2 separate regions of the Mus musculus genome follow, and region 2 is linked to region 1. Evidence: chromatin contacts called from ENCODE POLR2A ChIA-PET data. All regions are on one chromosome and are shown on one strand. Each heading gives the region's core, a stretch centred on a gene start or an enhancer-like site at or near the end of the contact. The rest is flanking DNA. Distances are from core to core; before and after follow the strand shown. Region 1 holds the start of Fxr2 (fragile X mental retardation, autosomal homolog 2). Region 2 holds the start of Tnfsf13os (tumor necrosis factor (ligand) superfamily, member 13, opposite strand).

Region 1 (3,206 bases), core at 336-2,835:
GGACAATTCCACTCATAAAAGTCAAAAGATGTTCAGAACCCCACTGATCAGAAGAAGAAAATATCTGGGGCGTGGGATCCAGAATAGACTCAGGACAGATACAGAAGATGGGGTGGGTGGTGGATAGAAAGAAGGAAAAAACAAAAGTCTGGTCTGGCATGGTGGCTCAACCAGTAACGCCAGAGCTGTAATCCTAGGCTGAGGAAGAGTTCAAGTGCAGCCAGGGAGGGGATCTTGTCCCAACCACACCCCTTAAAAAAGTTCACAGGAATCAAATCTTAGGCAAAGAAAAAGCTGATTAAAGAAGCAATTCTGAAAGATACTTTTTTTCTTTCCAGAAGGATTGTCAACAAGCAGAAATCTGTTAGAATAAGAACTTGTTGAGATGGCCTTTGAGAGACAGTGAAGCTTAAACTTACCAAGAAGATAGAGGAATGACCTAAATATATCTAGAGTCAAAGAGATAAGCGTGAATCCATCCCTCATAGGTGATTTTGGAATATAGGTGTGGTGGGTGACAAACTTGTCCAACAAATCCACTTTATGGCTGGCTGATAAAAACCTGAGGCCAAAGATGCTAATGCTAAATAACACAGATGGGTTTTGACCATTTCTTGTCAGCCTGGGAACAGGAATTTAAGACCAAAAGTTGAGCAAATGGTCTAGAGCCAGTAGGCAGAAGGCTCCCTGAAGACCTAATGTGGGACAGTGGACCTTCCCAAGGGGGTCATGTAGGAAAAGAATGCGAATCCTCCATGTGCTTGGGCTGCAGGGGTGATGTGATTAAAAGCTGAAGTATCGCCTACACTAAAAAAAAAAAAAAAAAAAAAAAAAAAAAAAAAAAAAAAAAACAAGAAAAGTCGATTAGAAGCTAGGAAAAGGGCTTTCTCCAAAGGGACCCGGGGCTCCCATCCCCGCACAGGAATGACCTGATGGCCATGTTTTCAGCTGATAAAAGCAGGTGTAACAGCGAGCTCAAAATAAAAGCACGAGGGTTAACTCCCACGATCGCCACGGGAGGGTTTCGAGTGGGAACGTGGGTCGAAGGTTCTAAGGGTCAAGACCAAGCTCCAGAAACTCGATCCCGCTCCACTCTTCCCTGCCTCGGCTGGGGGAGGGGGCTAAGGAGGGTGGCCCGGGTCGACGCGCCGTCTCACCTTGTAGAAGGCCCCGTTGGAGCCCCGCACCTCGACGGGCAGTCCCGGCTCCACATCCCCCCCAGAGGCCAGGCCGCCCATGGCGCCGCCACCACCTCCGACTGGCCCGGCAGCAGCTGAAACAGAGCCCTGAGTGCGGGCCGGGCCGGGTCCCCGGCGTCTCCCTGGAGGAGGAGCCGGAGGGGGAGCCGCGGGGGGCGGGAGCCGGGCCGGCCCCACGGCGGCCCTGCTACAGCCGACGAGCAGGGGGCCGGGGCCGGGCCGCTCCCCGTCCGCCGCCGCCGCCGCTGCCTTGGTCTCCGCCACCGTGAGGGAAACGGCCGCCGCCGCCGCCGCCGCCTTCGTCACCTCAGCTTCCGCCCGCCGGCGCCCCCGCTGCTGCCTCGGTCCCGGGACCCGCCGCTGCCGCTCCACGGCCTCCACCTCCCCCTGCTGCCGCCGCCTACTGCGCAGGCGCACAGGGCACCCGCCCGCCGCGCGCGGAGCCGGAGGGCCAAGGCGCAGGCGTCTAGGCTAGCGACCCAGCTCCCGCTCGCCAGCGCGTCAGGGCTTCCACATTCTCTTGCACTCTCTCACGCCCCCTCCTGGTCGCCTCTCTGCGCTTGCGCAGAACGAGGCGAACGCTCTCTGTACCACTCCAACCTTCCACTGTCCCTGTCCCTTCCTTTCCCCGCCCCACAACACTGGAAGCAAACCAATCAAAGGGAGAGGGGGGCCGCGCTCGCTGCATCGGATTGGACTTCCGCCTCCACAAAGTGAGCCCCATGGAGCCTGGGCAATTTAGGGATGGGCATGCGCCCGAATGACTGCTTGGTCACTTTCACCACCTTTGTCTTTCTTGGTGCGCACACTCCAAAAAGGGGGGGGGGGGGGGAACCAAAAGGCAAAAACTGCCCAGTGCGCAGGCGCTGGGCTTTGGTGTCCATGCGCATGTGTTGACTCTCTGCATCCATAGGAGAATCAAGAGTCACTGTTGTTGGCTTAAGTAGACTTTTTTTTTTTTTTTTTTTTTTTTTTTTTTTAAGTTTTGTGAGACAGGGTCTCTTGTGTCCTAGGCTGACCATGAACTAACTAGGTAGTGGGGGAATGACCTTGAATAGGTCCTCCAACCTCCACCTCCCAAGTGCAAAAATTACAGCCATGTCATTACCATGCTTGCCCTAAGTTGACTAGTATTCTAGTAAATTTAGTGCCGTATGAAAAACAAAATGCCACATAACTTGATGCATAAATTCTGAGGGGATTCAATACAGGAAAAACTGTCATGGAGTAACAAAAGAGAGAGAGAGAGATGGCTCGAATACGAAGCTTAACGGGAATTGTATTCCTAGACCACAAAATGGAAGGAGATATCCTCCTGCAAGTTGTCTCCTGAACATCATACATATAACATCACTCGTGGTCACCCACACGTATAACAGATTTTTTTTTTTTTTTTGTAAAAATAAGGGGTGTGAGGTGGAGAGATGGCTCAGTGGTTAAGAGCACTGACTACTCTTCCAGAGGTATTGAGTTAAATTCCCAGCAACCCCATGGTGGCTCACAATCATCTATAATGGGAACTGGTACCCTATTCTGGTGTATTTGAAAACAGCAATAGTGTACTCATATACATTAAATAAATACTTAACAAAATAAAATAGGATCAGTGTTCAAACTACAGGTTGTGTCGTCAAGATTTAAGCTGCCACCACAATGATTGAGGCTGCTAACAACAACCTTCTTGGAAAGGAAGTCAGGGTTAAATGCAACACAGATGACACCATCAGAAACTTGAAGAACTTGATAGCGGCCCAATGGTACAGGAGTTTGAAGGACCACGTGTCTCTGGGAGATTATCAAATCCACAGTGGGATGAACCAGAGCTCTGTGACCAAGAAAGGGAGATTCCTCCTCCTCCCCCAGCCCTGCCTTCCTCTTCCACGTTCATTTGACACTGGTAATAGATTCTCATTTTAAACAATTCACATGAATTAAAATTTTGATGCTGAAAAAAAAAAAAAAGACCCAGACCCGAGGTTTTATTTTGTGTCTTGAGGTGTTTTGAAA
Region 2 (3,206 bases), core at 303-2,802, 49 kb before region 1:
AAAGCCAGTGAGACCGCTCACTTAGGAAAGTAACTTGCTCCATCCCTTACATCTCACCTCCTGGGTTTGATTCCGAGAACCCACAGAGCAAAAGGAAGGAACCAACTCTCAAGCTGTCTTCTGATCTCCACACATGCACATGTTCCCCAACAAAAAACTGAAAACATAAAATCAAAATGGAGGAGGGGCTGGAGCAGGCAGAACGAAGCGTCTGAAATGTTTTTTTCCCCCACCCTCAGGTGTCTTTCATTTACATCAAGGGGATATTATCACTGTCAAAATTCCACGGGCAAACGCAAAACTTAGCCTTTCTCCGCATGGAACATTCCTGGGGTTTGTGAAACTATGATTGTTATAAAGGGGGTGGGGATTTCCCATTCCAAAAACTGGCTAGACAAAGGACAAGGAACGGTCAAGAACAGCTCTCCATGGCTTTGCCTTGACTGTTGTTCCTCCCTTTGCCTTTCCCGCTCCCACTATCTGGGCTTTGACTCCATGGATATTAAAAAAGTAGAATATTTTGTGTTTATCTCCCACACAGCCCCAAATTCTTTTGTTGTGTGTGCGAAGGGGGTTTTGCGCACTGTGCCAAGCCTTGTCCACTGGAATGCATCCAGAACAGCAGCACCATCTAGCGGCAGGTTGAGGAAAGACTATGGTCTCTGCTAGGGAAAACCTTATCCAACTCTTCAAGTACCCTCTGCTTCAATTAACAAGAAGCCCGGCTTTCAGTATTTCACCTATTGCGTCCAAATTCTTGTTACTATCTAGAAAAAGATATATGTTAGGTGCCTCGATATGCATGCCATTCATCCTCCCCATTCTCCTATACACTTCCGAGCTGGGCACTGAGCTTTACGCCTTAAATCACAGTACTCGGGAGGCAGATCTCGATGAGTTCGAGGCCAACTTGGTCTAAATAGTGAGTTCCAGGCCACCCAGGGGTTACAATGGTGAGACCCTGTCTCAAACAAACTAACAAACAAATAAACGAAAGGCTCTCCACGATCAGACTGGTATCCGGGAAGTTTGTATGTACTGGACGCCCTGGCACACCGGTCGTGTCTCACTATTTAATCACGCCCTGCTTAAAGTTTTTGTTTTTTTTTCTTTTTTCGTTTTTTGAGACAGGGTTTCTCTGTGTAGCCTTGGCTGTCCTGGAACTCACTCTGTAGACCAGGCTGGCCTCGAACTCAGAAATCCGCCTGCCTCTGCCTCCCAAGTGCTGGGACTAAAGGCGTGCGCCACCACGCCCAGCTGTTTTTTGTTTGTTTGTTTGTTTTTAAAAACAAAGCCCTCAAAACCCAATGTTCGGCCTCCGTTTTCCTAAGCGCCTAGCTTTGGTCCAATCCTTGCGGGGCCCCTGACATTCTGGCCATGCACTGGGAAGCCCACTAGATCACCCAAAGCTCAGGCCACGGAAGAGCAGGGAGTACCGTGTGGCTGCGACGTAGAGCGTGAGGCTAGGCGCGACACGCAGGCGTAAAAGAGCGAGCCGTGGGACTGCCACACGCGGCAAGCCAGGCGACTGTGCGCAGGCTCGGCTCCGCGTAGAGCTCGAGGGCGGGACCGTCCGGTGGCCTAGACGCGCTGAGGTAGGCGGGACTGAGCACGAGCCGGCGCTGCTCGCCGGGTGTGACGCACTAATTGCGCGCCGCCATCGGCGGTGGGCCTGGGGCTCGCGGGAGGGGAAGGAGGAGGAGGGGTGGCGGCGGTGCTGGAGGTGGAGGTGGAGGTGGAGGCTAGAGCCGCGCTAGAGGCGGCCGCAGTGGGGCGGCACGAGCATTGGCTTCGTGAATTGAGACGGCTCCGCCTGAGGATAGCAGGAGTGGCGGGGTCGCCGCCGTCCGAAAGATGAGCCGGAAAGCCTAAGTCGGAGACAGCCGCCTTGGGGCCCGTGTGCCCGGCTTCCCCGCTCCTGGTGAGGACGCCCCTTCCCCTCCCCCCGCCCTTGTGGCCTCTTCCATTTCTGGTCTTCGCTCGCACCTAACTGGGCCCAGGAAGCCCTTTAAAGGACTTAAGACTGTTGTGTGCCGAGTCGCCCGAGCTTTCAAACTATACTGGGGCCGGGAAGCGATCAGGTCTCCTGGGAGAAGACTGGAGAGGGGCCGGTCTGCCTGGCCCCCACGGCTCCGTTCTGTCCCATCTCCTTAATTCGGTCGCTAAGCACCGATTCGGTTCGCTTGCAGTTTTCTTCAACGTTTCCTCTCATCACTCCATTTCCTGAGCCATTGCCCTCGCACCACCCTCCCCCATACCTGAGACGTGTGTGTTCCCCCCCTACCCCCATATCATTCCAGGGCGAAAGGGAACTTCCCACAGGGGACCAAAGTTTTCCTGGTGAAAGTTGTCTTCCCAGGTACCTGTGTCTGGGTTCCTGTGCTGAGCCATCTCTCTTAGCAAAACAGCCTTCAGACTTGTCCCAAGGACATCCATAGTAGCATTAAAGCTGAGCCTGGAAATACTGGGTTTCACCCAAAGAGCTTAAAAATAAAATATCTAAGGCCTACCAGTCAGTCATTTTCTTTTGTCTTCTCTACCTGGACAAGGGACGAAATGATGGCAGAGTCAGTTCCTTCTGGACGAGGTTGGCTGGGAAGAGCTGAAGTTATGAGTTTTTAGATTTGTCTTTAGCTGTATCTGAGATTAGAGGGACAATGCTGAAGAACAGTTCCGATCTTGGAGAAAGGAGTAGGGTGTCCTCAGTTGGATAATCAAACTTTTGTTTTACAGGGTACTGAAAGATGAAAGAGACTATACAGGGGACCGGGTCTTGGGGGCCTGAGCCTCCGGGACCCGGCACCACTTACTCAAATCCCAGGCGAGAGCGTCTTCGTTGGCCCCTACCCCCTAAGCCCCGGCTCAAGTCCGGTGGTGGTTTTGGGCCAGATCCTGGGTCTGGGACCACAGTGCCAACTAGACGCCTCCCTGCCCCCCGGCCATCTTTTGATGCCTCAGCTAGTGAAGAAGAGGAAGAGGAAGAGGAGGAAGATGAGGAGGAAGTAGCAGCTTGGAGGCTACCCCCTAGGTGGGGCCAACTGGGGGCCTCCCAGCGCTCTCGAGCTCTCCGACCCTCTCATAGAAAAACCTGCTCACAGCGCCGGCGCCGAGCCATGAGAGCCTTCCAGATGCTGCTCTACTCAAAAAGCACCTCGCTGACATTCCACTGGAAGCTTTGGGGGCGCCACCGAGGCCGGCGGCGGAAC

Evidence for each region. ChIA-PET counts read pairs that join two places held with the same protein, here RNA polymerase II (POLR2A).
Region 2: POLR2A ChIA-PET joins it to region 1 with 16 read pairs in embryonic stem cell. The contact joins the promoter of Tnfsf13os here to the promoter of Fxr2 in region 1. POLR2A ChIA-PET finds 5 or more read pairs at or near these places in 4 of 5 experiments (Patski and embryonic stem cell).

What each region holds. Positions count from the first base shown.
Region 1 is chr11:69,631,350-69,634,555 of GRCm38, reverse strand. Fxr2 (fragile X mental retardation, autosomal homolog 2) reads right to left here and starts at 1,585. Exons shown (of 17, transcript NM_011814.2): 1 at 1,158-1,585. The coding sequence starts at 1,238. It also overlaps the pseudogene Gm12308.
Region 2 is chr11:69,680,378-69,683,583 of GRCm38, reverse strand. Tnfsf13os (tumor necrosis factor (ligand) superfamily, member 13, opposite strand) reads right to left here and starts at 1,552. Exons shown (of 3, transcript NR_166809.1): 1 at 1,437-1,552. Senp3 (SUMO/sentrin specific peptidase 3) reads left to right here and starts at 1,614. Exons shown (of 11, transcript NM_030702.4): 1 at 1,614-1,921; 2 at 2,734-3,206. The coding sequence starts at 2,745. It overlaps Tnfsfm13 (tumor necrosis factor (ligand) superfamily, membrane-bound member 13), which reads left to right. Exons shown (of 13, transcript NM_001159503.2): 13 at 240-1,007. The coding sequence ends at 349. Tnfsf13 (tumor necrosis factor (ligand) superfamily, member 13) reads left to right here. Exons shown (of 6, transcript NM_023517.2): 6 at 240-1,007. The coding sequence ends at 349.